6 separate regions of the Mus musculus genome follow, and all the other regions are linked to region 5. The links are chromatin loops, found by intact Hi-C in ENCODE. Cell type or tissue: left cerebral cortex. All regions are shown on one strand. Each heading gives the region's core, and the rest is flanking DNA. Links, peaks and the distances in the headings are about the cores only. Region 1 overlaps Jade2 (jade family PHD finger 2). Region 2 has its middle 20 kb from the start of Gm39822. Region 3 has its middle 6.2 kb from the start of Olfr1371. Region 4 holds the start of Gm39822 (a long non-coding RNA gene). Region 5 holds the start of Cdkn2aipnl (CDKN2A interacting protein N-terminal like). Region 6 holds the start of Jade2 (jade family PHD finger 2).

Region 1 (4,893 bases), core at 300-4,299, 150 kb before region 5:
ACCCTGGAGAGTTCTACTGAGTGGAAAAGGTGACTGGATGCTATATGGACCAAATGCTAGGGTAAGGAGCTGGACATAGGGCAGAGAATCGTGATGTGGACATAAGAGGCTTAGACTCTGGGCCTGACACCACAGCCAAGCTCCTTGCCTCAGCCTCCAGTCCTGTTTGTGCAGCCAAGCACAAGACAGGAGGTGCGGGTTCTGTATGTGGTCCTTTGCCCTTTGGTCTGCAAAAGATGAGTCCCCGGCTGCTCAGCAGGGGCAGGGAGGCAGGAAGGCTTCTGGGAATAATGTCAAAAGAAGGCAGAGCTCTGTGTTCTGAGCTCTTCTCAGTCCCCAGAGCCTCTAATTAGACCTCAGTCTCCCGGCCTGTAACTCAGACCCCACACCTAGTATTACAAGGCCCCTAGACCGTCCATGTGTCACCCTGGTTACAGCCTTACATGTTTGTCTCACCCTGGTTACAGCCTTACATGTCTGTCTCACCTTGGTTACAGCCCTCCATGTCTCACCCTGGTTACCCTACAGCCTCCTTAAGCCCCTCTCTCCTCCATGTGCATCAACTTTAGGCATTGGCAATGCAATGCTCTTAACAATGGTTCCTACTCACAAGGAGCTTGAAGGGTCCTCAGACTCTAGGTTAGGGTGCAGACCCTCTGGTGTATAGGAGACCATGACAGAAGGTGCTATTCCTACCGTGCTGCCCTCAGCCTCCTTGAACACTGACACTTGTGTGTGGTCTCTAAGTACAGTAGAGTTCCCCTCATCGCTTCCACCCCGTGTGCCATGATTGACTGCACAGCCTGGGACCCCACTTTCCTCTCTTCTGGACTTGGGTAGGCTTCATGACTGTCAGTTCCATGGGGCCGTGACCTACGCTGACCTCTGTCATTAGCAACAGTCATTTTCTTCTCTCTTTTTGTCCCCTTTGATTACGCTGGGTTTGACTCCCAGCACCTGCACGGTGGCACGTGACCATCTGTAACTCCAGTCCCAGGGGATCTGACCTTCATAGGCAGACACCAGGGACACATGTATCACATGTACAAATATGCAGACAACACCTATGTAAACTAACTATGTGTAAGAAAGTGGTTCTTACATAGTCCAGGATGGTCTCGAACTCTCTAAGTAGCAGTGCATAACCTGGAATTCTTGATCTTCCTGCCTCTACCTCCCAAGGGTTAGAATTAGATGTGTGTTTGCACCATCTGGTTTTAGCCAGTGCTGGGGATCAAACCCAGGGAGGCTTCATGCCCTATAAAGTAAGCTACATTCCCAGTTCCTCAGAGGCCACAAGAGGGCGCTGGATGCCCTGGAACTGGAGGTATAGACAGTTGTGAGCTACCACATGGGTGCCAGCAATTGAAGCCATAGCCACTGGAGGAGCAGCCAGTACTAAATCCCTGAACCTCCAGACCCCCTCCTCTACAGGTATGTACTGCCACACTTGGCTTTGATGAATGCTGGCGATCCCAAAGGGTAAATGGAGCAACTCAGCTACGGGCAGAAAAGGGGCAACCATTCCCTCTGAAGACTCGCAGCAGCACTCCCTCCTCTTCTCACGTCCCAGAATGACCCACAAGCTGAGTCGGTAGCGGCAGGCATATCTCCAAAGCTCTCTCTACCTAGCTGCCTTCTGCTGTGTATGTTCAACGTCTGAGTGTAAATAATGTTCCTGTGTGGGGGGGTGCGTGTTAAGCTTATCTTCCCTTCACATGTCCAGACTCCATAACTATCCAATTAAGCCAATGTCAACACCTTTGCTCCTGGTTTCTCGATCTGCTAAATGCATGTTATACCTAAAGGATAGAAGACACATCTGATCAGAGCCTGAGTTTCATCACATGACACCACAGAGAGGGCGACACAGCCACATCTCCACACAGCTGCCTTCCTGAAGACTGAACCCTACGCTTACCAGGGTTCAGGGGAGCTGGCCAGCTCTGACCTGTCTTGAGCCCAGCAGAGTCAGGAAGACTGTGGTCTGCACCTGTCCTTGTGCAAGCTAAGCCACTGTGGATGGAACTGGGCTATCCCAGTGATGCCCCTGAGGGTAGAGGCTTGAAAGCCACAGTCCAAACTCTGTTTTCTCGCCTATCAGCACAACCACGGCCTTCACTGGTTCCCACGTGGATCTGTTATGTCCGTGAGAAGGAACCTGACTGAAGGGTTCTGGTCCCAGGCCCTTCCAGGCCGCATAGACACATCTTCCCAGCAGGGGGCGCCGTGCCTACCTCTGCAAAGGTCTTGCTCAATAAGTTTCATCTGTAGATGGAATATCTGCTCCTGAAGTTTACAGATGGTGTGTTTCGTTCTCTCCCGTCTTGTCACCATGTAGCACAGGTTCCTTACCTGAAGGGACACAGGAGAGATTTCTCACCTCACCTACTGCTGGCCATCTCAAGGGGCCTCGCCGCTGGGAAAAAAAGCAGTGTTTTGAACACCAGCCACTGCTGCTGCCTCCCCTCTGCCTTAAGACAATTGAGAATTCACCCCGAAACCCTGAGCATGCAGGGAGTATCTGGTCTCGAGCTGGCAACCCTCTCTTCCTGCCTAACACCCGCCTTTCCCAGCAAAGCAACTCTGCAGCAGATACAACCATCATGGCAAAACGCAGGCATGTCCCAAGGCACAGGTATCACTGTACTTTCAAATGAACACAATCTGGCAAAATAGCTTTTCCAAGTCTACCTGCTATCCCGGGACCTGAGCCAGGGCCTTGCCCCCTGGGCCAATGCTCCCATATCCACAGCAACATGATGCCTGACTTTATAAAGGACAGCAGCCCCTGACTCCCTTGGGCCAGCTGGTTAGAGTCCCTACAGTAGGCTTTGAAGTCATCTGGCTTAGCCCAGAGGACGGGCACACATTCTTCAGGTTGGCTGGCAGGATATGAAGTGGACCTGTCACTGCCTGTTCAGGGTTCCTCTATCCCCTAAGGACTGCTCTCTCACATACTTCCAGGCTTCAGCCCTGGAGACGCTCCCTCCATCTGGTATCACCTTTGGGCTCATGTGGAGTTTTCCAGAAACAGGGACAGTTACTGACCATAGCTGCTCAGCCTGGATCCTATTCCCACTCAGGCCTCCCTTTACACAGTTGCCAGGTGGTCTTCAGGTCTTACTTAGCTGCCTGAGTTACCTTTAATTAAGAGCTTCTCCTTCCAGCCAGGTGTGGTGGCGCACGCCTTTAATCCCAGCACTTGGCAGGCAGAGGCAGGCAGATTTCTGAGTTGAACCTCTGCCTCTCCTTCCTATGACTCCGGCCTTCCTAGCTCGAGGTAGTATGAGCAGATCTTTATCAGGTGTGACCTTCCTTTCCCTTCTGAGACTACTTGAGAAGGAGATCCTAGGAGGTCCAGTGCGGCGGACAGCATCACAGGAGGGATTCAATATGGACTCTGCCATGACATCCCGTGTGACATGTACTCTGCTGTGACATTCCATGCGTGTGTGTGTGTGTGTGTACTCCTCACCTGCACTGGCAACACCAGGCCGTCAGGGTTCACTCATTGCTGACTCCAGCTTTATCAATTCCCATGTCCAGCCTCTTCCTCCAGGGACAGCCCTGGGTTTGAACCACTGGTAGCAGCCTGTGCACCTCTTACCATGACCCACTTTCCAATCAACCTCTTCTTCACACCCCTCTCCTCCTGCACTTTAGCCTGGCTCTGTGCCTTCCTCCATTCTGGAATAAATTTGTATAGGGGCCAGCATCTCTTTCTTCCTATTGCCTGCCACCCAGCAAGGCAGGAAGAACTCCCTGGAGCAGATGGCCTAAACCGGGACACCCTAGCCCAGCAGGAGGTGGTGACAGTGTACTGGAAAAAGAAAGGAGAGGCAAAACCAGCAGGGGTGGGGGGGGGTGTAAGCAGGCCCTGGGGGTGCACCCTCCGGGCAAAGGGGAGTTGTAGAAGACTTATGGCTGAAAACTGGACTCATCCCCACTACCTGTTCTCTTGGTCCACACCCACAACTGACCTATCAGTACATTTGCACCAGTCTCTCCTTGTGGCAGATACCAGCTCTCTTCACAGCCTGGTTCCACCCTTCCCCATCCCCCATCCTTTCACAGGGACAGTAAAACAATCCCTCAGCAATGCTCTTGAAATGCAAATCAGACCACTTCCTGGCAAACTTACACCTTCCAGGGCCTCGATGGCCTCTACATGGGTGGAAATCCGCAAGATTTCCTGCTGGGAACCTCAGAATGGGACATAAGGTCTCAGAAGATAAAAGTAGCTAAGATGAAGTCATCTCGGGTTGGGGTGGGCCCATGCTTGATTATGACTGAATGAAGACAAAGACCTGGAGAATGGAGTGCTGACTGACTGGGTGGACAGAGTGACTGTGTCACCAGCCAAGTGCTGTTAAGGATTTTGGCCAGGGACCCCAAGGCAAACAGCGAGATCAGAAAAGGAAAGGGTCTGTTTCCCATGGTTCCTCTCCATCCTTGGAGGGACGCAGGGGTGAGGCTACCACATACTCATCTCCGATGACCGAGAGCTCCGGCCACCCTCTTGGGTCTCACACAAGGTCCATTCAGTCACTGAAATAAACTCTTCCAGCAAGAACCACAATCATGTCCTGCAGGGCCTAATAGTCAGCGGTTGCTAGGGGACATGAGCTGGCATCTGCAGGCTGATGTCCACTACTGCAATCTTTCTGTCAGCCGTGAATAACTCTGGACGCTGTGGTGGCCGTGCCCATCCACGCTGCCTGCCAAGGTCCAGGCCTGCGGCTGAAATTTGTAGGAGAGTGTATCTTTTGGGTTGGCCGTAAAATTGATTTTCTGCTGGTGGCAATTCTGCTCCTGACCCATCAGAGAAGATGCCCGTGCTGGAGCACCAGGCCTTGCAGCTCTGTGGAGCCCACTCTCAGAATATAAGGC
Region 2 (4,893 bases), core at 313-4,312, 51 kb before region 5:
GCCGTTGAGTCTGGCTTTCTCAGTGCCTGTGAGTATAGACTCACTCATTCCATCTGGGCCAGAGCCAGCAAGTAAGGCACGTTTACAAATCGGGACTCAAACAAGTTCTAAGGGATTGGGGATTGGGGGTGGGATGGAGAGAGGAGGCTATTTTGTGCTTTTCTGAGGCTGTGACAAAATATCAACCCAAAACAACTTGTCCAGCAAAGAGATTATTTCATCTTACATTTTACAGTCCACCATCAAAGAAAACCAAGATAGGAACTTGGAGAAAGCAACAGAAGCAGAGATCATCGAGGTCTGCTGCTTAGTAGTTGCTTCCCACCTGGCTCGCTCAGCTACTTTTCTTATATAAAACATAGGCCCACCTGCATAGGGATGACACCGCCCACAGTGGGCTGGGCCCTTCCACATTAATTAGTAATCATGAAAATGCTCCACAGGCATGTCCATAGGCCATTCTGATGGAGGCTATTCCTCAATTGAGAATCCCTTTTCCCACAAAAGTGCAGGTTGTCTTAAGGTAACAAAAACAAACTCGAAAAAGGGTCTTCTACATTCAATTCTCTCCTAGAGGACAAAGAGGTTAAAGACTCTGAGAAAGTCAGTAGTAAATGGCCTGTTGGTGTGGGTCATTAGTTTTGTTTTAATTTTATTCATTTATTTATTTTAAGATACTCTCACTGGGTTTCCCTGGCTGGACTGAAACCCTCTATGTAGTCCAGGCTGTCCTTGAACTCACAGAGATTTATTTGCCCCTGCCTCCCATATCATTCTCTGACTAGTTTTGTTTTTGAGACAGAATCAATAGCTAGTGCTGGCCTCAAACTCCCCACATAGTAGGATATAGCTCAGTAATAGGTTTGAACTTCTGACCCTGAGCCTCTGCCTCCCAGATGTTGAGATTGCTGGCTTGAGTCACTGTGCCCATTTTATGCACTGCTGGAATTGAACCCAGGTTCTCCTGCCTTAAGTGTCCTAACAACTGAGGTACATCCCCAGCTATAGATCATTTATCTGTAGAATCCCCTAGCAGTCATCCTCACTGTAAAGTCCTGGGGTTACCCCTGGAGACTTTGGTCACCCTCCCTTCTCCTCCCCCTGAGGGTAGGGTGGGCGTGGGTGGGTGGTGGACAGACACTCCTGTCCTCATTTGAGGATATAAGTTGTCCTGCCCACTGCGGCCTCCACCTGCTGGGGGTACTGAGATCTTTAAATAACCACCAGGGACTCCCCCCTTCTCACACTGTAGCTTGAGTCACCCCAAAAGCTTTCCTTTCCCCCAACATCCCTCTCCAGGGCTTCCTCTCCCATCTGAGTTGCCTCTCTGAGGTCATGGGCACCGCAGACCACATTTGGCAAGAACCTACAGGGAGTGGGACCGCTTCTTGAAGAGCTCTCTCAGAACTGGTGACCCATTGGTCAGCTTCTCTAGCTAGGACTCTACCTCGAACAGAGGAAAGAAACAGGAGACTGAAGGTGGGGACGGGGGTGTGGCGACAACCCAGCACTGGCGTCTGGGAAAAACGAAGAACCTAAGCTGCCTGGATCCCTGAACTTTTTACTCTGTAAATGACAGATGAATGACGTTTCTTATGGAGAAGCCCCTCCCATCTCACCTCCCGCGGTGCTCAATCCCATTCCCCAGAAGGGAACTGGCTATTTCCCAAAACTCAGACACATCCTGGCTGGAGCTGGCTGTGGGCCTGGCACCCCCGGGCAGCTGGGCAGGGCGGGGTGTCCTGGAGAGCCACGGATGGGCCTCACACCCAGGCTGGGCCAGGACACCCAGTCCTTGGCTGAGGCCCAAACCGGCTCTGTTTACAGAATCTGTCAGCCTGGTTCCCCTCCCCCATCCACCACTTCCCCTGGAGTCCTGGGGGCTGGGAGAGGACAGGCGGGGCCAGTGGGAGCCCTAGCCGCCGGCCTCCCCATGAAGGCTCTGATATTCATCTGTTCCTAGCATCCTTTCTTCTGGCGTCCTTCTCTAAGCCTGGAGCAGCACTTCCAACTCTGAGGCAGGTGCATTTCAAGGGGGTTCGGTAGAGACAGAGCTTGCCCCCGAGGGAAGCTGAGATAAGAGGTGCAGAGATAGGCTCGGTGCCCAGCGGTGCCAGGGAGATTCCCAAGGGCTTCCTGGAATTCTCTCTAGACAGAGGAGAATGAGGCTTTCTGCTTCCTCCACACCCCAAACCCGTGGGCCCCTCGGAGCATTTCCAGAATTCCTGGAGGCACCTAGAGCAAAGTGGATTAGCCTGGAGGGTAGATTCGGGACTTTCAGGTCTACGAAGTCCAGTGACGAGGATACCAGGCGAGCCTACATGGTGACTCAGCTCCCGCCAGCAGCAAGGAAGCTCTGCGTCGGAGAGCACCGGGTTGGGGGGGTGGGGGTGGGGATGGGAGGTTGTCTGGACGCCCCGCCCCCTCTGCTCCGGGAAGGCCAGCCCACCACGCCCAGCTTCTCAAACGAACAGCAATTCCCAAGGGTTTTCTTCCTTCTGTGTGAAGTTACTGACAAAAGGCTGGTACTTGCGGAGAACTCTCTGTGATAACTTACCTTCCTTTAGAGATAAGGAAACTGAGGCACAGAGAGTCCAAACTACTGAGTGGCTGGACTGTAGTTTCGAAGCAAAACATCTTTGTCCCAAGTGACACTATGCTAGGTGATAGGGGGTGACCCCCAATGTTATCTTCCTAAAACAGGAACCTGGAGATGCCCGGGGCCTAGGGGCTAACTCTGTTTAAAAATGTGTTATTTTTGACCAGGGTGGTGGCGCTCGCCTTTTATTCCAGCTTTCGGGAAGCAGAGGCAGGTTGATCTCTGAGTTTTAGGCCAGTCTGGTCTACAGGGCAAGTCCCAGGATAATCAGAGCAACATTGAGAAACTCCCTCTCTCTCTCTTTCTCTCTCTCTCTCTCTCTCTCTCTCTCTCTCTCTCTCTCTCTAAAAAAAAAAATCAAAGCTGCAGGAGTGCTTTCTCTAGTCCATTTGCTGACAGCCTGCCTTGGTGTCAGAAGTGCCCCATTCTTGAGTTTCCTCATAGCCTTCTCTATGTTTACAGATTAATCTTTGAGACCTAAGATCTTCTTGTTCAGCAATAGGCCCAGACCCTTAGCTCTTACAGGGGCGGGGTCAAGACTAGGGCAGTGCCACAGAAAGGTAGTGTTAGTCTAGACCTTTCATCCCAGCGCTCTGTAGGTAGAAGCAGGTGAGTATTAGGCTAGCCTGGTCTACATAGTGAGGGGGGAGAGAGAGAGGGTCAGAGAAAGAGACAGAGAAAGAGAAAGACACACAGAGAGACAAGAGAGAGAGACACAGAGAAAGACACACACACACACACACACACAGAGACACAGAGAGAGACAGAGAGAGAGAGAGAGAGAGACTAATTTCCAAATGTTCAAAAAGCAAAATCCAGTGGAGTAGCAGGGCATGGTGGCACACACCTTTAATTCTAGCACTTGGAGGCTGAGGCAGGCAGATCTTTGTGAGTTCAAGGCCAGCCTGGTCTACATAGAGAACTCCAGGCCAACTGAAGCTACACAGTAAGACCCTGTTTTAAAACAAAACAAACAACAAACCACACAAAAGGCACCAATGGGATGAACAGTGTCCCAGGGAAGAAGTGACTCAGAGGGCAGAGAGGAGATGCCCTCTCAGGCCCAGCCCCCTGTGCTATCAGCCAAGCAGTGTCTGCTTGAAAGTGAAGGCTGGTTCTGACAGCTGCAGAGATGGAAACTTTCCCAGACTCTCCCACTTCCATCCCCTTTGACCCCTTTCTGCTAAGCCCTGTGATCTTAATGTCTAGAGACCCACAGGATAGGCGGAAAGAGAGCCACTCCTCATCTCTGCCATGCATCCCTGCCTCAGTGTGTCCCTTGGTCTCAGTGACCCGTATTTGCAGATCTGAGAGGCTCTGAGTCATGGGAAACTCTGAGGAGGGGAGGGAAAAGGAAATGGTGAGATGGGACCCTACTCTGTGGTGGAGACGGTTTGACCTGGCCCTGTCTAAGATAAAAGGACCTCTCAGAAAATCATGACCTTAGGCAAAAATCACTTTAATCTCCCAGGGCCTCTGCAAAATGAGAGAATTCCAATACCAGACATCCTTCCAGGAAAGGCTGATGGTTGTAGCACTGAGTGACTCTTCTGACCAAGCATATGAGGGTGGGTGCCCTCCAGCTGGCCCAGCTTTGTAGGCAAACTGTCTTCTTCTCAGTTGATTCTGGAAGAAGTCAGTCCCCAAGACCAGGAAGAGGAGAGAAGAGAGCAGGGAATTTGAGCAGGGAGTCCATGGGATGGGTTTCCTGTACTGGGAATGGCTCAGGAAACCTGTGTCCTAAAGACAGATGATGCTAAATCCAACTTCCTTGTGCCAGGCATGGCCCTGGGGCTTTCCAATGGGTGTCTCTGTAGGCCTGTTCTATGCAGATCACGGTTTAACCTCCAGGCTACACTCACACACACACACACACACACACACACACACACACACACACACACACACCGACAGTTGTCTTGCAGGCTAGGGTAAGATGACCAGGTTCATTGTGAGGAAGGTCTCAGGGCATCATCCTTCCCTCCAATTTCAGCTGACGTCATAGGCCAGAGCAACTCTACCCAACAGGCTGGCGCTGGACCTTGTACAGAGAGACCAGCATCTGTAAGTGCTGGGATGGAGGCTCCAAATGGTAGAAGTCTTGAGAGTGCACTGTTGGAGGGACTTTGCATAGCAAAAGCAAATTGGAAGAATTTGGAATAGCCCCCACCCTTATTGTCAAGAAGGGATCTCAGACATGCTGTGACCTGGAGCCAGACCCAGTTCCATAAAGTTTTAGAGTTGGGAAACTGAGACTGCCCAAAGTGTTAGAAGATTCTAGAAGACCCAAAGGA
Region 3 (4,893 bases), core at 496-4,495, 250 kb after region 5:
GGCCACAAAACAGGCCTCAACCGATACAAAAATATTGAAATTATCCCATGTATCCTATCAGATCACCACAGACTAAAGCTGATCTTCAATAACACAACATAAATAATAGAAAGCCAACATTCACGTGGAAGCTGAACAACACTCTACTCAATGATAACTTGGTCAAGGAAGAAATAAAAAAAAAAGAGATCTAAGAGTTTTTAGAGTTTAATGCAAATGAAGCCACAACATACCCAGACATATATGGGGCACAATGAAAGCATTCCTAAGAGGAAAACTCATAGCTCTGAATGACGCCATAAAGAAACTAGAGAGGCGTACACTAGCAGCTTGACAGCACACCTAAAAGCTCTAGAACAAAAGGAAGAAAATTCACCCAAGAGAGTAGACAGCAGGAAATAATCAAACTCAGGACTGAAATCAACCAAGTGGAAACAAAAAGAACTATACAAAGAATCAACCAAACCAGGAGCTGGTTCTTTGAGAAAATCAACAAGATAGATAAACTATTAGCCAGACTAACTAGAGGGCACAGGGACAGTACCCTAATTAACAAAATCAGAAATGAAAAAGGAGACATAACAACAGAACCTGAGGAAATCCAAAACATAATCAGATTCTACTACAAAAGCCTATACTCAACATAACTGGAAAACCTGGATGAAATGAAAATGGACAATTTTCTAGACAGATACCAGGTAGCAAAGTTAAATCAGGATCAGATTAATGATCTAAACAGTCCCATTTCCCCTGAAGAAATAGAAGCGGTCATTAATCGTCTCCCAACCAAAAAAAAAAAAAGCTCAGGACCAGATGGATTTAGTGCAGAGTTCTGTCAGACCTTCAAATAAGACCTAATTTCAATTCTCCTCAAACTATTTCACAAAATAGAAACACTAGGTACTCTACCCAGCTCATTCTATGAAGCCACAATTATTCTGATACCTAAACCACACAAAGATCCAACAAAGAAAGAGAATTTCAGACCAATTTCCCTTATGAGATGTAAAGTAAGTAAATAAATAAATAAATACATTAATTAAAATATATTCTATGAGTATTTTGAATGACAATACAAAATGAAAAAGTTGATAGTGCAAGATACTACTAAAATACTTATATTATTTTATTATTTCTTTATGCTTATTTATGTTTGTGTCTGTGTGTCTTTGTGCACATGGATGTCCACAGAGACCAGAAGAGAGTACTGGATCCCACTCTGGAGTTAAAGCTGACTGTGAGCTGAGAACTGAACTCTGGGCCTTTGGAAGAGCAGCAAGCACTCTTTAACCATTGAGCTGTCTCTCTAGTCCCATATTTAAGATACATATATTGTCCTTTTAGAAGAATATAGTAATGTAAAGGTAGAGGACCAATCATAAACACATTTATTTTAAACAGTAAAAAATTTGAAAAACGTATTTACTAAGAAATGAGAGGAAAAACCAAGACCCATAAAGGGATTGTTCATAAAACATGAAAATAGAATAGTGTAAAAAAAAAAATGTTCTCTAAAGGTTGATGTTTTATTTTCCTTTTCCCCTTCCTTTTTTCTTCTTTCTTTCTTTCTTTCTTTCTTTCTTTCTTTCTTTCTTTCTTTCTTTCTTTCTTTCTTTCTTCCTTCCTTCCTTCCTTCCTTCCTTCCTTCCTTTCTTCCTTCCTTCCTTCCTTCCTTCCTTCCTTTCTTCCTTCCTTCCTTCCTTCCTTCCTTCCTTCCTTCCTTCCTTTCTTCCTGCCTGCCTGCCTGCCTGCCTGCCTTCCTTCCTTCCTTCCTTCCTTCCTTCCTTCCTTTCTTCCTTCCTTCCTTCCTTCCTTCCTTCCTTCCTTCCTTCCTTCCTTCCTTTCTTTCTTTCTTTTTTTGACAGAGTTTTCTCTGTGTAGCCCTGGCTGTCGTGGAACTAGCTCTGTAGACCAGGCTGGCCTCCAGCTCACAGAGATCCACCTGCCTCTGCCTCTGGGCTGGGATTAAAAAGTCTGCACCACCATCGCCTGGCTAACAGCCTGTACTCGTAACCTCTGAGCCGGCGTGCTGCTACCACAGACTCTTCTCTGTGAACCTGTGAAGAGATGGCCAGAGAACCCCACCACGTAGCCTCAGACCAACTTCTACTGTGAGCTTCTGAGCTACGTAACCCAACTGCCCACTTGATGTGCCTCCCTTGACCAGCATCTCAAAATGAGTTCCTGGGGCCAATGAGAGGGCTCAGTCGTTAAAGGAGCTTGCTGCCAAGCCAGATGACAATGACGTGAGTTTGGTGCCCTGAATCCATGGCATGGAAAGCAAGAATCGATCCCTACATTTGCCTAACGACTTCTACCACAAGCTGAGCCTCACCCCAGCTCAAAAAGTAAATAATGAATAAAAAGAAAACCAGATCCTTCTCTCATGCTCAAGTTCCTGGGATTGTGTTTGCCTTTCACGCAGCGATGCTTGATGCCCCTCTCTCCGCCTCCACAGAGGTCGGGCAAGGAGACTTCTAAAGCCATCTTCCTCCTTATCACCTAGCTCAAGCCTCCTAAGAAAGCCCTCCAACCCCTGCTGCCCAACCCAATGTGAACTCATTTCACAGAGGAGCACTGGCCCCGTGCTCGCTGGAGGATTGGACCAAGCTGTACTGGTTCGAGGCCTCTGCTGGTCAGACCGGGTCAGAACAGGCTTCTGAACAGGACCCCATTGAATTCTAGATAGGAGAAGCAAAGGAGATGGAAGGTGGGGGTGGGGGAGGAGGGCTTGGTGTGCTCTGTGACAGACAAGTGGCCCTCTGGCACCATCTGCTGGGCAGACTACTGAGTGGTGATGGTTTGGGGGCATTAGCTAGGATAAAGCTGTTCAATTACAATGCCCTGTCTCTGCCTTCTGTGAGCCCTTGGGGGTACCCATCTGTTCCAGTAGGTTCTCCATTCTGGGGTGGAGTAGAGTAAAGTAAAGGGCATTCTCTTCTGATGAGCTTTGGCTTCCTGTGGTGAGATAGCCATAGCCAGGTTCAAAGTCTGTCTCCTCACTTTTCTGATGTGTAATCTGGCACAGTTAATGTGGCCAGCTACAGCTTTGCCATCTTGCCCAGTGTTACAGAATTGAGCTCCTGCCTGGCACACTAGTTTACACAATACCATTTATCAGCTCCTAACTTGTAGGGAGGCCCACAACCTGGGCCTCTGGTGGTATGGCTATAGATGTGTGTCCACCAACTTTCTCCTCTGTCACTTAGATGTGGACACCACTCTTGCCTTGAGCTTCTGATGAAGCATCCTGAGGTGAGGAATGTCACCCATCAGAAGGCTCTACAGAAGATGGCCCAAGTAGAGGCAAGGATGGACCTTTCTGGAGCTTTGTCCAAGGTCAAGGGCCAAGGCTAGACTCTGGGCACTAAGCCCTCCTTCCAGAAACTTCCCTCTCTATGCTCCTCCAGCTTTGGCACAGGGTGACTGGGCAGCCACAGAAGCTCCAAGGTGACAGACACTATTCAGAGCACTTCTGGAGGATCTGGGTTCTGCTTCCAGCACCTATATCAGGAGTTCACAACCATGGCCACAAACACCCATAGCTCTGGTTCCAGGGGACCCAGCACCCCTTCTGGCCTCGGAGAGCATTTGCATGAATATGGTGCACATGCATACATTTAGGTACATACACATAGATATAAAACAAATCATATATTAACATTTTTAACATTTATTTTTTAAAAATTTTCTCTCTCTGCCGGGCAGTGGTGGTACACACCTCTAATCCCAGCACTTTCCAGGCAGAGACAGCTGGATCTTTGTGAGTTGAGGCCAGTCTGGTCTACAGAGTGAGTTCCAGAACAGCTAGAGCTACAGAGAGAAACTTTTTTTTTTAAGATTTATGTATTACATGTAAGTACACGGTAGACACTCCAGAAGACACTCCAGAAGAGGGCATCAGATCTTGTTATGGATGGTTGTAAGCCATTATGTGGTTGCTGAGATTTGAACTTAGGACCTTTGGTGCTCTTAACCACTGAGCCACCATATGGTTGCTGGGATTTGAACTCAGGACCTTTGGTGCTCTTAACCACTGAGTCATCTCTCCAGTCCCAAGAAACTTTGTCTTAAAAAAAAAAATTTCTCCCTCTCCCTCTCCCTCTCCCTTCCCCTCCCCCTTCCCCCTCCCCCCTCCCTGCAGACCTGTTGCCAAGGCAACAACCACCATATTCCTAGAATCCACTTGGCTCATCTCCCACCTTTTTTTTTTCTCCCCAGACAGGGTTTCTCTGTGTAGCCCTGGCTGTCCTGGAACTCACTCTATAGACCAGGCTGGCCTCGAACTCAGAAATTCGCCTGCCTCTGCCTCCCAAATGCTGGGATTAAAAGGCATGCGCCACCACGCCTGGCTCTCACCTCCCATCTTTCCCTGTGATTACATCATCATCCATATATAAAGAAAGGGCCCCCTGCCGGGTGTGTGGAAAATGCCTTTAATTCCAGCACCCGGGAGGCAGAGGCAGGGGGATTTCTGAGTTAGAGACCAGCCTGGTCTACAGAGTGAGTTCCAGGACAGCCAGGGCTATACAGAGAAACCCTGTCTCAAAAAAACAAAACAAAACAACAACAACAACAACAACAAAAAAAAAAAAACAAAAAGAAAAAAAAAGAAAGAAAGGCCCCCCTGATTTCTCTCTCTCCTCTCTCTCTCTCTCCTCTCTCTCTCTCTCTCTCTCTCTCTCTCTCTCTCTCTCTCTCTCTCTCTCCTCTCTCTCTCTCTCTCTCTCTCTCTCTCTCTCTCTCTCCCCCTTCTCTTTCTGCCGCCCCTCTCTCTCCCAATATACCTCCCATGGAACTGTTTGGCCTGCCGTGGTCCTTCTGAAGCAGCACAGCGTTCAAGATCAAACCAGCACCTGGATAGATAGAAAGATTCTGATGCCCCAGAGACCT
Region 4 (4,893 bases), core at 367-4,366, 68 kb before region 5:
ATGTTTGTGTAGTGTGCACACAGCTCTGGGTTCATCCCCAGCACTACATAAAATGGGGGTAGTGGCACATGCCTGTAGTCTCAACACTTGGGAGGTAGAGGCAGGAAGATCAGGAAATCAGGGTTATCCTTGGCTATATATGAAATCCAGGTCTAGCCTGGGATACTCGAGTCCTTGTTTAAAAAAAAAAATACTGCTTATGTTGGCACATGCCTTTAATTCCAGCACTCAGGTGTCAAAGGCAGGTGGATTTCTATGAGTTGCAGGACAGCCTGGTCTATACAAAGAGTTCTAGGCCAACCAGAGCTAAATAATGAAGCCCTGTCTCAAAAATAAATACTCTAAATAAGTAAATTTATTAAAAATTAAAAACATAAAACAAGCAAACAAGTCAAATAAACAAATGAAAGCCAGGCAGGTCAGGAGCCAAGACACCTTTTACAGAGGTCCCTACCAGGACTTGCATGGGTTCTAAAAACAATAAAACCCAGAGGAAAGTTCATTTCAGCATGCTATGAAAGCCACAGATGGATAGCAATGTCTTCAGCGGCACTCTTTTGGAATGTCATTACAACCCCACATCAAGGGGGGTGGGGAGACAGAGGCGAGGTGGGCATTCAAGTGTCAATAGCCAAACACCTGTGAGGTCTGTGGGGTGGGAGGGGTAGCCACCGCAGCCCCCTAATCCTGGAATATGTCACACTGAGCGTTACTGGGCCAGCCCAGGGTGGAGAGGGTCCACTGGCGGCCATGTTGGGTGAGCCACCGCTGCACTCCGGATGCAGAACAGAGAGCCTGAGAGTCAAAACCGGAACGTCTGTAGGAAAGTGGGCCAGCTACGGACTGGGAGAATTGGCAAGCGGAGCCTGATTGTTAGGGGCTGTGAGTCAGCCTGAGGAGACAATAGGAGCGGAATTCAGAAAAGGGTTTGGCCTGGGATATATATTTGGAAGTTACTCTCTGCCAAATGATGCTTAAAGCCAGGATGCTGGAGGAGGTGATCACGGTGGGCACAGTAGGTAGAGACAAGGTCTCCAAGACTTTGCCTTGGAGAGGAACAGGGGTGGGCAAGGACGGAGCACTAGTTGATGCCGAGGTGGGAGATAGGCCCCTCCCCCTTTATCTTTATTTTTGATACAGAATCTCATTCTGTAGTACAAGCAGGCATGGAAGTCACTATTAGGGCAGGTCTAACTCAAGATCTTCTTGGGTTAGTCTCCCATCCACGACAGAGTTGAAGGTGAAATCTTTTCTTTTTAAAACCTACTTATTTACTTGTTTGTGTGTGTCTGTGTGTGAGTAGGTGGGTGTATACATATGGAGGTCAGAGAACAGCTTGTGGAGCCGGGTCTCTCCATCCACTACACGGGTTCCAGGGATTGAACTGAGACCATCAGGCTTGGCCGCAAGCCCCTTTATCCAGTGAGCCACCTTGCTGACCCAAGATGAACTCTAGTATGTTAAAGAGACAGAGGGAAGGTGAAGTCCAGTGACTGACTGTGGAACTTAAGGATATGGAGAGAGATCCCTTTGATGGCATATTTGGACTAGTGAGGGGTGGGGATGGGGGTCTATGGGAATAAATATGAGACAGGAAGGGAGAAGGGCTTGAAGGAGGCGCAAAGGATCTCCTCCTCCCAGAAGTCTTGTCACAGAGGGGAGAGGAAAGAAGGAAGGTAACTGAGAGCATAAGGTCAGAGGAACTTTTCCCTTCAGAAAGGAAAATCAGAGGCTTTCTGCGTGCTGACGGAAACGATCAGAGAGACAGGGGAGCGTGGTTAGGAGAGGGTGAGCGCTGGTTGGCATGGAGCCCTGGAGAGGCAGGTGGGGTTGGCATCTGGTGCACAGCCGGGTGGAGTGGCACATGCCTGCAATCCCAGAAGGTAGAGGTAAGGAGGAAACTCAGGAGTTCATGGTTAACCTTGGCTTCATAGCAGTTTCAAGGCTAGCCTGAGCTGCGTAAGATCGTGCCTGAACACAGCAGAAGAAAGAAAGAAAGAAAGAAAGAAAGAAAGAAAGAAAGAAAGAAAGAAAGAAAGAAAGAAAGAAGAAACAGGCCTCCCTGCTGGGGGACAAGGGTGGGTGCCGCCTCAGTGGGAGGAAAGGCAGAGCGGATGGGCACAGATGCCGGTGGGTGGGGAGCCGCAGAGCCAGCACAACGTCTGTGCCAAGGGCTTCTATTTTCTTAGCAAAATCGGAAGAGGTTGTCAGCTGAGAGTGAGGTGGAGGAGGAGGTGTGAAGCAGTCGTCTAGGAGAGCGGGTGTGAATAGACTTGAGGGATGGAGCACAGCGGCCGGGCAGTCGTGGTCCTTGGAGTGGGACTGGGGGCTGAGCCTGCAGCTCAAGGGCATGGAGGAGCGAGCATGCCGAGGTTTGGAGTCCTCTAGCTCCACAAAATAGTGAGTGGAGGCTGGTCAGTGAGTGAAGGCTTGTCTTCAGTTCTGGTTGCCTGTGGGACCCGTGTGGGCATAGAGGACTGCATTGATTAGGGCTGTGCCTTTGCCAGATGACAGCACTATAGCAGGATCGATAGATAGGTAATGTTAGGACACAGCCTCCAGGCTGGGACAGGATCGGAGTGGGACACTGGGCAGATGAGAGTCACAGATGTTTGCTCAAATCAGTGGATTTCAGGGTGAAGTGTTGAGTTGGGGAACCAGAGGAGGGTAGGCGGCAGAGAATGGCAGGGCAGTGTCTGAAGTTGAGAGGTGGAAGGCTCACAATGACACACACATAACCATTCCTTGGGAGCCTGGCTATAGGAAGGGAGGCTGAGCTGTTGTAAAGAGTGAAAAGGAGACCAAGGGTGGGGGGTGGGGGGGGGTGGCAGGGATCGAGCTGTTTGTGTACTTGAATGCTGGAATCAAAAATTAAAGGTATGGGGGTACATGTCTTTCATCCTAGCACTCAGCAGTCAGAGGCAGGGGGATCAAACCTCTTTACCATTTTACCAACGAGCTGTTTTATAGCCCCTGCCCCTGCCATCGCTATTTTTTTTTAAATTAATTGTGTATGTGTATGAGTGCAGGTGCTCATGTGTAGGTAGGGAGGTCACAGGACAATTTTCTGAAGATGCTATTCTCACCTTCACCTTGTGTTTGAGGCACAGTCTGTCTTGTTCCCATTGCTAACATGAAGCTGGTGGGCTTGGTTAGAGACTGAGGAATTTCCGGTTTCCGCCTCTCATCTCACCGTGGAATGCTGGGATACAGACGGGCTGTGCGCGCCCCAATGTCATCGGGCTTTTCACATGACCTCCGGGACTAAACATGTGTTGTCATATCAGCAAATGCTTTTATCAGCTGATCCTTCTCGCTGGCCTGTTACTGGTCTCTAAGAAGGAGGATAAACAGGAAGTAATGTAAGAAAACACAGCGAGCTGGACTTGGTGGCATCTGCTGTCATCGCAGCTCTGGGGACGCTGAGGCAGGAGGCTCTCGGGCAAGCTTGGATTTTATAGAGACTATTTTCAAATTAAAAAAAAAAAGACAAAGGCACAAATTTCACAACATACTGGCACCTCTGTGTGTGTGGAGGGGGGGGGGGTGGGAGAACTCGTAATTGAACTTTCCCATGCCTAGATCTGAGGGGCACATGGATTATTCCAGAGAGCCGTTTCCTGTCAGAGCAGAAAATGACGATGACCATCAGAAATAGGGCTGAGAATATGGGAGTGGGGTTCACCTGAGATTCAGAGAGCCACGAGAAAAGGGGCGATGGGAAATGCAGTCTGAGAAGGACAGGGAGTCCCTGGGCTGATAAAGGGCAGGTGTTTGAGTCCCAGGTAAGTATTCATAGAACCAGGACAAAGCTAGAGGAACAGAGGTACGGGACTGGCACTTCATGCCGGTTGAAGGTGGTGTGGGATCTGAAACAGATCTTGCTAAAAGCAGATGTGGCTCTGGCTCCTCCAGATAGAGAATTTATTTATTTGGGGAGATGGAATGAACCCAGAGTCCTACCATTCAGTGCTTCACAGAGCTGATCCTAATACTAGACCACAAATACCACAGTGAGAGAGAAATATCCAGAAGTAGACTTGTACACACAGTACCACATTTGTTTATCTGCATATAGTAAAAGTTTGCCATCAAAATATAGAGATTAAAGAGTGCAGTTTGGGTCTGAGGGACACAATGGGTTAAATGATTAAATAAATCTAGGTTTTCAAAACCTGGTGCAGGTGGATTTAAAAGCTAGCGTTCAGCTGGAGATGCAGCTCAGCTGGTAGAACCCTTGACCTGCACACATAAGCCTTGGGCTGGATTCTCATCACTAAGTAAAATAGGGCGTGGTGCACAGCTGTAATCCCAGTACTCAGGAGGTCGAGGCAGGATCATCAGGAATTCAAGGACATCCTTAACAGCCTAGCAAGTGTGAGGTCAGCCTGGATTATATGAGAGTCTGCTCAAAATCAAAACCAAAAGCTGGAGAGATGTCCCAGCATCCAGAGCGCTTGCTCTTTCAGAGGACCAATATTGAATTCCCAGCATTCATACCCAGTGGCTCACAATGCCAGCTTGCAACTCCAGCTCCAGGGGACCTACCTGGTGCCCTCTTCTGGCTTCTGTGAGCACCCTGCATGCACATGGTGCACATACCTGCAGCTGGCAAAACACTCACACATATAAATAAAAATTTACAAAAATGTGGCACCGCCCTAGAGTCACTCACATGCAGCCCATTGACTCTGAGCAGAAAGTGCTAAACTGCTAAATCAGGGATTGACTGCCAACAAACGATGTCGGGGCTAGTTTCTCAGCTTGAAGCACAATCCATCAGCTCTCTTCCACCACATGAGCTCCGTACCAGTCACCAGCCTCCATTTATGAATCGAAACTATCAATCTTCTTAAAGAAAATTCTAAGAACACAAACTATAACAATTGATAG
Region 5 (4,893 bases), core at 483-4,482:
CTTAAAGCCCACACCCGCAGTGACAAACCTACTCCAACAGGGCCACACCTTCTAATAGTGCCACTCCCTGGGCTGAGCCTATACAACCCATCACACTACCTCTGTGCCAAAAGACCAGGACTCTTTCCTCACAGATGCAGTGGGTGCAAGCAGCAGCCTCCTTGGAAGGTGTAGCCTATACCTTGTTTGAATTGCCCCGAGGGCCTTCAAGATAGAGTTTCTGATGGATATACTTGTCTCTGAGCTCAGCCATCCACACTCTAGGCTGCAGGCCTCTAAACCCGCTCACCGCCTCTGGGAACCCCCCAGAACACAGTGGTCAGGCCCACACAAATCAGGTCATCATGTCTATCTGCTTCAAGATGCAAAATAAGGAATATGTGTCTGAGGGTCTGGGAAAGGCCAGGTTAAAGTTCACTGGTCACCAGAAGATCTACATCTCAAAGAACCGAGATTCATCAGATTTAATGCAGATGAATTTGAAGTTATAGTCGCTGAAAATCAGCTTATCTTTGGTGTCTGTGGGGTCAAGTACATCACCATTTGTGATTTCCTAGCCCACTGGCAGCCCTTCACTCCTGAGGCTGACTTCCACATTCTGCCAATGTTTACTAATACCACTCACTCACATCCAAAATAAGCAAGCAAGCAAAGAAACAGAAACAGCAAACCACAAAGCAGATATACTGGCTCATGCCTGCAATCCTAAATGGAAGTCCAAGGATCAGTATTTCAAAGCTAGCCTAAGCTACCAAAGGAGTTTGAGACCATCCTGGGTTACCTAAGAACCTGCTTTTAAAAAGCAAGTACCACTTCCCATACATACAGCAGCAGCACACCTGTAACCACAGCATTTAGGAAGCTAAGGCAGGAAGGTTGAGACTTCAAGAACTCTCTGGACCACAGAAAGGGACACCATCTCAAAAACTAAGTAAATAAAACAACAAAACAAAAGCACATGCACAAAAAGCCAGACTAGATGGAAAGATGTGTCGTTGCCATGTTTGTAAACTAGAAGATTCGCTAGTGATATGTTAATTCTCCAATGAATCTATGTAGTCAACATGATCCCGTATGAAATATCAACAGTCTGCTTCTCTAGAAGTCAACAAAGAGATGCTAAAATTTATATCAAAATCCAATAGCATGGTGGAACACACTTAAAATACCAGCTCTGGAGAGGCTCAGGCATAGGCTTATGGCCTATGTTATTAAAAAACAACAAAACAACAACAACAAAACAAACAAAGCAACTGTAGTTGTGGGTGGCTGTAAGCCACAATGAGGGTGCTGGGAACTGAACCCATATCCTCTGGAAGAGCAGCCAGTTATCTTAACTCCCGAGCCATCTCTCTAGCCCCCATGCTCTCATTTCTAGACCAACCACTGCAGTACACAACCAAGGAACCAAGGATGTAGCTCACTGAAGCCTCCGCAGTGTTTTTAAGAGTCAAGCATCTTTCTCTGGTGATAAGGATGGCAGCAAATTTCCAGGCTCAAATAATTCTCCTGCCTTGACATATGGAGTAGCTGGGACAAAAGGTGTCTGTCACTGTGCCTGGCACATCAAATGTCCTCAGAGTCTGATCAGCTGAAGCTAGAATCAGAATTACCAGGGACCTTGACTCTGGGTATCTGAGGTTTCACTTGGGAACCTGCCACTGCAGTATCAGTCAGGGTATGGCATCTGTATCCTGGGACTCAGCTCTGGTCGCTGTTATCCAGTTAACTTGCTGACTGCTGGGGGAAAGCTGTTTCTGTCTTTGGATTCTCATGTTTGGTTCAGATGTTCCAAGCCGTAGTGTCAGCACTGTGTCTTCCTGAGGTGAGAGCACCCAGCTTGGTGCTGGTCCTCACTGCTCTGGCATTTGCGGACTGGATTGTATTTCTGCCTGCTGGGATCCTAACACTGCCACAGAAGCCACAGAAGGGAGCAAGCAAGCAGTTGTAGGCCAGCTTGGCCGTGTATGACCCTGGGGGAGCGGGAGGGAAGGATCTGCAATAGTAAACAGTATATAATGAACTTCCTTGAAGCCCACTCACCACTTAAGACCTTCACTAGATCTGGAGGTCCTGAGTTCTAGGCTTTCTTCTGACTCAAGCTTACATTTTATATTTTTACATTTATTTACTTGCTTGGTGTGTGTGTGTGTGTGTACATCAAAGTACCACAACTTGCATGTAGAAGTCAGAGGACAGTTTTCAGGAGTTGGTTCTCTCCTTCCACCATGAGGGTCCCTCACAAAGTCCTTTAGAGTGGGGCATCCTGGGCACGAAACAAAATGCCTTGTATGTACTGATTGGATGATGAATACAGCAAGATAGGAGAACACAACCTCAGTGAAGATGTTGAGATAACAGTGGATCCATAAAAGAGAGGACCTCACTCCCAAGGGACAGCCACAGAACTTAGGGCAAACCTCAGGTGTGGCTGAGGATAGACAGATGCCCGGTGAACGACCCAGGGCAAAAAGGGCACTGCAGAGTCCCAATGGGCACCTAGCTGCCAGCTCTATGCTGGCGGGCCTCAAGCTCCCCAGCAGTTGCCACACACGCTGGGTTGCACTAGACCTCCGTGCCCCGCGAGGGCGCTCCAGATAAGTCCTCCAGAGCACTCGCCCTCAGCCGTGGTCGCTCTAGCCGTGCGGCGGCGGCGCGGGGCGTGTCGGGAAAGCGGCGGGCTGGTGCGATCCTTAGCGGCGGCAGCGGCTGCGGCAGCGGGAGCCATGGTGGGTGGCGAGGCCAGCGCCGCGGTGGAGAAGCTAGTTTCCGGCGTGCGGCAGGCCGCCGACTTCGCCGAGCAGTTTCGTTCCTACTCGGAGAGCGAGAAGCAATGGAAAGCGCGCATGGAGTTCATCCTGCGCCACCTGCCTGACTACCGAGACCCACCCGACGGCGGCGGCCGCCTGGACCAGCTGCTGTCCTTATCCATGGTCTGGGCCAACCACCTCTTCCTGGGTTGCAGGTGCGGACCCCCGACAGCTGGCTGACCTTGTCCCCATCAGTCGATCCTCAGCTTGGGCATATACACTGCTCCACGCTGAACCTGGCGCCAGCCTCCTACTGATCCCCTCTTAGCATTCCCTCGGGAAAAAAATCTCTCCTCTGAGCCTCGCTTTTCTCTTGTGAATGAGTGGTTGGGATGACTACAGCAGCTGAATGATAGGGCGTGCAGTGCAGGTGTGCTCCAAGGCGGCCGAATTGCAATGGTCATTGTTATTACTGTTTATTAGCCCAGAGGACTTCCTTTCCAGAGTGTGTTTGAAGTCTATTAGCTCCTGTCGCCCACGTGACAAAAGTGCAGACTCTTCCTCTAGATGAAGACACCTAGCAAGAGGATGTGATGTATCTCACCATTGGTGGGTTTCACGCTAAGGCAGGATGTAATCTTTTCTCCCCTTTCTCTTCTTGGCTTCCCTCTTAGGAAAGTAACCCATGCTATCTTGTTGCTGTCCTAACTCCCCGCCCTCCCCAGTCTTTGTGATCACACCTGGAAGGCAAGAGCCTGGCCTTGAGATATTCCACCTGGAAATGACACCAGGTTTTTATACTCCCTTGTGATTTTTAATTTTTTTTTAAAGATTTATTTATTTATTATATGTAAGTACACTGTAGCTGTCTTCAGACACTCCAGAAGAGGGAGTCAGATCTTGTTACGGATGGTTGTGAGCCACCATGTGGTTGCTGGGATTTGAACTCCGGACCTTCGGAAGAACAGTCGGGTGCTCTTACCCGCTGAGCCATCTCTCCAGCCCGTGATTTTTAATTTTTGAGGCAGTCTTCCCTTATAACTGAGACTGGCCTCCAGTTTACTGTGTAGCCCAGGCAATCCTAGAACTTGATCCACCTAGGCAACCACGTCCTGAGAGGCATGCATGGCCAGGCTCTTCCAGGCTTCTAGAGTTTCGTGAGGTTGTGTTAGAACAGGAGACCCTCACTCATACCTGATTTTGTAGTGGTCACAGGACCCCCTCCAGGCCAAACTGCTTGGTTTACTTTTTGGGTTTTGTGTTAGGGATGAAACCCAGGCCCTTACACATCCAAAATAAGCACTCAGTCACGAGCCTCATCACCAGTGCTGAAGCGGCTTGGTTTCAGATGTTGGGATGATTTGTCAGAACCGGATGTGGGGACGCTGAGCTAGACACACCCATCACACACACAGGCCCATCCTCCTTCCTGCGGTGCCCTTTAAAATCTGAGATTACAGAATCCAAACTCAGACACGTGACGGAGAACTGAACAAAAGGGATAAATGGTGTTATTTTCATGAGACCAACGTTCTGTGTGTTTTAAAAATAATCCAATTTTTAGGCCCTCAAATCTCATCCATGAATATGTACCACCAGGTATATGGTGCTCCTGTTTCTGTAATTTTAATTTAACTTTTTGTTTGCTTGTTTATACCTATTTTAAATTTTATACCTATGGGCATTTTGTCTACATGCCTGCACTGTAAGAGTGCCTCATGCCGTTGGAGGCCAGAAGACAGCTTTGGATTCCCTGGGATGGAAGTGCAGGTGGTTGTGAGCCACCTGACGTGGATGCTGGGAATTGAAACTGGGTCCTCTGAGAGCAAGTGCTCTCAACTGCTAAATTATCTCTCCAAACTCCTGTTTTTGTAATTTTTAAAAAGATTTTTATTTTATGTGTATGACTATGTACAAATATGTACCTAGTATCCTCCAAGGCCAGAAGAGGGCGTCAGATATCTGAGACCTGAAATTAACAGCCATGTAGAAACTGAACCCAGGTCCTTTATAAGAGTCTCAGGTGCTGTCTTAGCTGCTGAGCCATGTCTCTTGCCTCTGTTTTTGTAATTCTTGGAACATCTGCTGTATTGGCATTGTTCTCAAGCCTAGTTTGTCCTCACAGGCAGGAAGAACTATTTGT
Region 6 (4,893 bases), core at 351-4,350, 110 kb before region 5:
CAAACCTAGGCTGGCTGACTCCACGGTCAAAGGGCTCAAGACTGCAGGAAGGCTTACGGCACAGATGAAGTTTTCTAAATTCCAATGAGATTTCTGAGCGGAAGCTTAGAGGGCTGCCTAAAGCTCCAGAACCAACTTCCAGGAGGTGCCGAAGCTTTGAGCTAAGACCTGCCATTTAAGTGTCTAAGTGTCCCACTGCATGGGGGACATGACACGTCAAAGTTACCCCCACCCCCAACTCTATTCTGGCAACCTCTCATGCAACCCAAACACCCATCCGAGAGACCTGCAGACAGCCTGCTGTACATATACAGTGAAGCATTTGGCGGGGGCACTGAGGCAACCAACCACCTTCTAAGTCTAATAGAAACACTGGTTATAAATAACGGGAATATCCTGCCTGCAGCCCCAAACCTAGGGGAGTCAGTGTCTAAGGCTTACACTGAGATAATAAAGTACAATAGGGACCCGGGGACCCCCACATACAGAGTACCAATGAGAACCTAGCAGCTTAGATCTTTGACAGCCTCTTGGATAGGAGTCACCGGCCATTTACCCAGGCAATTTAGGGGAAAAGCACGCTGGATGGGAAAGCACTCTGGAAACATTTGCTGTATCCAGAGCCCAAACAACTCTGTCCTTAAACACTTCATCTCCAAGAGTGTTGGGGAGACCCTTGGCCAAACAGTTTCAAAGCCAACATTCACTGTTAAGTCCTGCTGCGTAGGGTGAGGACTCCCCTCTAAAAGGCATTTACTGTGGAACCAAATGCTTTCCCACTCAAAATAGCAGCCAACAGCTCTTGGAACAACCGAGGAGAGGGCTTCAGATCAAACACGACCCCCCCCCCCACACACACACCATGCAAACTTTCTCAATAAATTATTCGCCCACTTCGGATCAAAGCCTGCTTTTGCAGCCTGCGACCTAAAAAGCAAATAACATAGCCTAAACATAAAAGCTTATTCTTGACTAGGTCAGTTTTATTACTCATTCCTTCCCCCCTTTACAGTTCATTCTCTTATTTTCCTTGCCTGCTTAGTAGATTGCTCTGCGAGTCCTAACCCGCCCAAGGAAGATGGGACCGGAGGGCCTGGAGGGCTGGTGTGTTCGCCTGGGGCCCTAAGGGGGGGAAAAAGAAATCAGGCGAGGGGAAAAAGAAGTCAGCACCCTGGGAACCCAGGAAACAGGGCCAGGCTCGGTTGGCAAACCTCTGCCAGGATCTTCTGCCAAATGTCCTACTGGGAATTTTACCAGTGACAGGAGAGACAGTGCCACTCTGGGAGGAGAACCCAGCTCCCAAGCTCCGGTCTGTTTGCAAATATAAATGTTAAGGGAGCATCCTAACCTTCTTCCGGGCTCAGAACTCTTCATTTCTAAATGGGGGGCCCCGCCCCTCCCTAAGCCACATCTCTGAGAACAACCATAATCCCTCCCATTGACCTCTTGCAAACTGCCTCTGGGTAAAACTTTGTACCTCGGAATCCTGCAGATGAGGTGGGGGGGGGGGTGCTAGGGGCAAGGGTGAAGTTTGGAAATCTGCAGAGACCCGGGATAACCAGTGCAATGTACCCTCGGGCATAAAGACACCCGGCCCCCTTCCCCCGCCCCCCACCCAGCAGGAGGCCTGAGGCCAAGCTGTTTTTTTTTTTTTTTTTAAAAAGTGCACAGGCCGGCTGCAGCGGCTAAGTGGATTAGAAGAGGGTTGCGCGCCTCCAGCCTGCCCTTGGCGGCGGGCGACGGGCACGCAGGCTGGAGGCGCGCCGGCGTGATTCCGACCGCGGGAGCCGGGAGGAGGAGCCGGAGGTGGCTGCGGGGGGCTCCGGCCCAGGCGTAGGAAGGGCAAGAGGCGGTTCGGGCCGGGGGCGGTGCCAGGAGGTGGGTGGGCTTGACGCCCGGGGCGGGGGAGGGGTCTAGGGGACTCGGGGAAGGGCAACTGAGCCCGGGGTGGGGGCGGGGGTACTGAGCGGGGCAGAGGTGTGCAGAAGAGGGACCGGGCTGAGCTGGCTGGGCCTCTCTGGAAGGTAGAGGAAAGCCTCCAAGCCGGTTTTGCAGATGTCCTCACCCTCCGGCAGAAAAGCTACGAGTCTCCAAGCTGACCCAGGATCACCCCTTGCTCGGAGAAGGGGATGTCTCAGAGCCCAGGGATGGGCGGGAAGGGACCATGGGGAGCCACAAGTCTGCACCCAGGCGGGGAGTGGGCGAGCGAGAGCCGCTCCGCAGGCGCAGGCAAGTGGGTGGGAAGGAGGGAGGGAGAGGGAGGAAGGAGGTGAGCCGGGAAGATGCCACTGCCGGGGGCGGGGCGGGGCCGGGGATCCGGCAGAAGGACTGCAGCAATGTTTGGTGGGGGCGGGGGCTGCAATGTCACTCATTTTGGGGTCAGGTGCGTGTGTCCCAGGCAGGGCCCTCCACTTGTCTGCTGCTCTTAGGTACCACCCAGAGTTTTAGTAAGGGCGGAGGGAAGAGGGGGGAGCTGCAGAGTCGTCCCTGAAGCGGGACGCGAACCAGCAGAGTTGGGAGAAGGTAAACAAGGGCCACGCCCCCTGCCGTCGCCCCGCGAGCGCGCACCCGCCGCTCCGGCCGTCGCCGGTACATTTCCACTCTCGCGGTGCCTCTCCCCCACCGGACTCCCGCGCAGCACCGGAGAGCTGCTGTCCACTACCCCAGTATGCACCCTGGCTGCCTGGACTGCGCACCCAGCACTCACCTGGGAACGTTGTCCCCCGCCCCTTAAGAAGAAAAAAAAAAAAAACTAATTTGTGCAATGCCTCTGAACCCAAGAACCGAGCATGCTGCCCCCGCGTGCAGCTCCCTCGTGCACCCAGCCTGGAAAGGGGGCGCAGGGCGGAGGCGGTGGCCCCCGGAAGGTGTCTAGGACTGGACCGGCTGCACGTGAGCCCAGTGCGGGGTCATGTGCATCGGCTCAGCCCGGTTCGGCACCCGGACGTGCTGCGTATCAACAAAATGAAACTCGGGAGACAGAAGGGCAGATAGCTCCAGGTTTCCCGTGCCCCGGTGCCCGCCACTCAGCCTCCCCACCCCGCACCCCGGTAGCGCCGCAGCCCCTCGGGCCGGCCGGAGCCCGCGAGGCAAGTTGCAGCCCCAGCGCCCCCACCCGCCCGCGCCCCCTCGCCGGCCCAGGGGCGCTTTGCCGCAGTCATTAATAAAGAAGGTCGCCAGGCTCACCCTTCCAAAAGTTGTTGCATGCGCCCCTCTCAGCCTCCCCGCACTGTACTCTTTAAAACACGGCTGACCAACATGCGCAATCTCTCTCCCCAGTGCTGTGCGTCCCCCCCCCCCACCCCCCGCGCTGGCTTCCTAGAACAGGCAGCCAGCGAGAGAGGGAGCGAGCGAGCAAGAGAGAGGGAGCGAGGAGCACTGGCAGATCTGTTGAAAAAAAAAAAAAGCCCACAAAATAATGCCGTGGAGATGCGCAGGGCCCATCCGCTGGGGGCTGGCTCTTACCTTGCTCCGCGGTGCCCTCCCGAGGGGCGCTGCCCTCGGCTACGCGCGGCGGCGGGGGCCGGCGCGGGAAGGATGCTCCCGAAGCCAGGAGCTCCTGGGGCCGGCGCGGGAGGGCGGGGGGCGCGCATCCATCCGGGGTCGTGGCGAGGGAGGCGACCGGGCCGCGGCGCCCCCCAAGCCCCGCACCCCTGCTGGGAAGATGGTCAGCCCTCCAGCTCAGAGCTGGTGCCACTAGGAGTGGGCGCAAAGTAACTCCATGGACGCTACTCACCCCCCAAAAAAATAGCCTCCAACTGCGATGGCCGCGGTCGGCACCATTCACCAACCCCCTGTGTATGTTTCTGTTTCTTTTTAAACCAAGACTTCCTTGTGATCTCTTTAGAGGGGGAAAAAATGTGTTGGGGTGGGGGTGGGGTGGGGTGGGGGCGGGCAAGAAGAGAGGGAGGGGGAGTAGCCACTTTTTTCTAATTCACTCGGATCTCCGCTCCCGGCACCCCCCTGTCGTGTTCCCCCCCCCCTTCCCAGTTGTTTGGCTCCGGCGACAGTCCCAGGTAGCGTTGCGGCCCCCCCGGGGGGGTGCCCTACACGGTCACCCGCCCGCCTGCACGCGGGCCCGGACTCCTCGTGGACTCCGGGGCGCCCCCAACCCGCCCTGTCCCCAGGGCCGGGCCCGAGCGCCGGCTGAGCCCGTGCAAGTCCCATCAGGTCGGCTCACACTTCACACACTCACACACATACCCCGCCCCTCCACTCGCTCACTCACACTTTCTGCTCACACCCCGCCCCCTTCGCGCCCCAGACCCAGGCGGAGCCCCCCACAACCTTTAAAAAAAAAAAAAAGCAAGCTTATACTTAAAAAAATCTTTTGGCGCCATATTAATGACGTACTTAAAATTTGCCATTTCTCCCTGCGTCAAAAAGACGTTTCTTTGCAAATAACAGCTTGGAGGCGACACTCGCGGAGGAAACGAGGCTTGCACGGAGTACCCAGCTCGCCCGCCCCACCCCCAGGGACTCTGGTGCTGGAAGACCCTCGCCCTCCGCCCGGTTTCGGAATCACTGGTTTTAAAATCGAAATCGAATAAATCGCGTGGCGTTTTTTGCAGCGCCAGAAGTGAGCAGAAAGTGCTGGCAGGAGTGCAGGGGAGGGGCGCGCAAGGGGCTGGGGGAGGGGGCGCGGTCCTCCTCCCCCACCCACACCAAATGCAAACTAGCATCCTAGGCAGGGAAAGTTGAAATTGTGGGCGACCTCCGGAAGAGAGGGGCTGTCCTTAAGGGGAGGGGGTCCCTTCTTGGGCTTGTTGCCCCCTCCCCCTCGCGGGTGCCTCCTGGCGCCTGGTGCTGCCCTGCATTTCCGGAGGGGGGGTGAGGCGCACTGTGATGGGTGGGTGGCTAGCAGGGTGGCAACATGTCCTAGCCTCAGGAGGA

Evidence for each region. Peaks named below come from ENCODE experiments on the same cell type or tissue, not always from the same donor. Only the 100,000 strongest peaks of a DNase experiment are listed, where the experiment ranks them.
Region 1: a loop joins it to region 5, with 4 times the contacts of the local background. A loop is called at or near these places in 35 of 42 quality-filtered maps.
Region 2: a loop joins it to region 5, with 4 times the contacts of the local background. A loop is called at or near these places in 13 of 42 quality-filtered maps.
Region 3: it touches region 5 in a loop (2.2-fold over the local background); 2 of 42 quality-filtered maps call a loop at or near these places.
Region 4: a loop joins it to region 5, with 5 times the contacts of the local background. A loop is called at or near these places in 2 of 42 quality-filtered maps.
Region 6: it touches region 5 in a loop (6-fold over the local background); 25 of 42 quality-filtered maps call a loop at or near these places.

Annotation. Positions count from the first base shown.
Region 1 is chr11:51,818,842-51,823,734 of GRCm38, forward strand. Jade2 (jade family PHD finger 2) reads right to left here. Exons shown (of 13, transcript NM_001357588.2): 11 at 2,238-2,355. Among named protein-coding and RNA genes, the nearest start is that of Gm30110, 34 kb to the right of the region's middle. In left cerebral cortex, for the core only: CTCF peaks have their summits at 1,304 (motif pointing right) and 2,215 (motif pointing right); DNase peaks (open chromatin) are centred at 1,328, 2,223 and 3,777.
Region 2 is chr11:51,914,421-51,919,313 of GRCm38, forward strand. No RefSeq gene overlaps it. Among named protein-coding and RNA genes, the nearest start is that of Gm39822, 20 kb to the left of the region's middle. In left cerebral cortex, for the core only: no CTCF peak of the experiment used is centred there; DNase peaks (open chromatin) are centred at 1,821 and 2,278; H3K4me3 peaks cover 1,212 bases; H3K27ac peaks cover 2,128 bases.
Region 3 is chr11:52,217,730-52,222,622 of GRCm38, forward strand. No RefSeq gene overlaps it. Among named protein-coding and RNA genes, the nearest start is that of Olfr1371, 6.2 kb to the left of the region's middle. In left cerebral cortex, for the core only: a CTCF peak has its summit at 2,781 (motif pointing left); a DNase peak (open chromatin) is centred at 2,766.
Region 4 is chr11:51,896,697-51,901,589 of GRCm38, forward strand. It overlaps Gm39822 (a long non-coding RNA gene), which reads left to right and starts at 616. Exons shown (of 3, transcript XR_879835.2): 1 at 616-1,015. In left cerebral cortex, for the core only: a CTCF peak has its summit at 2,085; DNase peaks (open chromatin) are centred at 879, 1,826 and 2,168; H3K4me3 peaks cover 356 bases; H3K27ac peaks cover 1,436 bases.
Region 5 is chr11:51,964,993-51,969,885 of GRCm38, forward strand. Cdkn2aipnl (CDKN2A interacting protein N-terminal like) reads left to right here and starts at 2,639. Exons shown (of 3, transcript NM_029976.3): 1 at 2,639-2,965. The coding sequence starts at 2,727. In left cerebral cortex, for the core only: CTCF peaks have their summits at 2,576 and 2,775; a DNase peak (open chromatin) is centred at 2,617; H3K4me3 peaks cover 1,021 bases; H3K27ac peaks cover 552 bases.
Region 6 is chr11:51,853,846-51,858,738 of GRCm38, forward strand. It overlaps Jade2 (jade family PHD finger 2), which reads right to left and starts at 3,823. Exons shown (of 13, transcript NM_001357588.2): 1 at 3,466-3,823; 2 at 1,035-1,122. The coding sequence starts at 3,593. It overlaps Gm30110 (a long non-coding RNA gene), which reads left to right and starts at 1,601. Exons shown (of 2, transcript XR_388628.2): 1 at 1,601-1,878; 2 at 2,076-2,752. In left cerebral cortex, for the core only: CTCF peaks have their summits at 1,737, 2,550, 2,749 and 3,366; DNase peaks (open chromatin) are centred at 1,210, 1,806, 2,222, 2,503 and 5 more places; H3K4me3 peaks cover 3,293 bases; H3K27ac peaks cover 2,540 bases.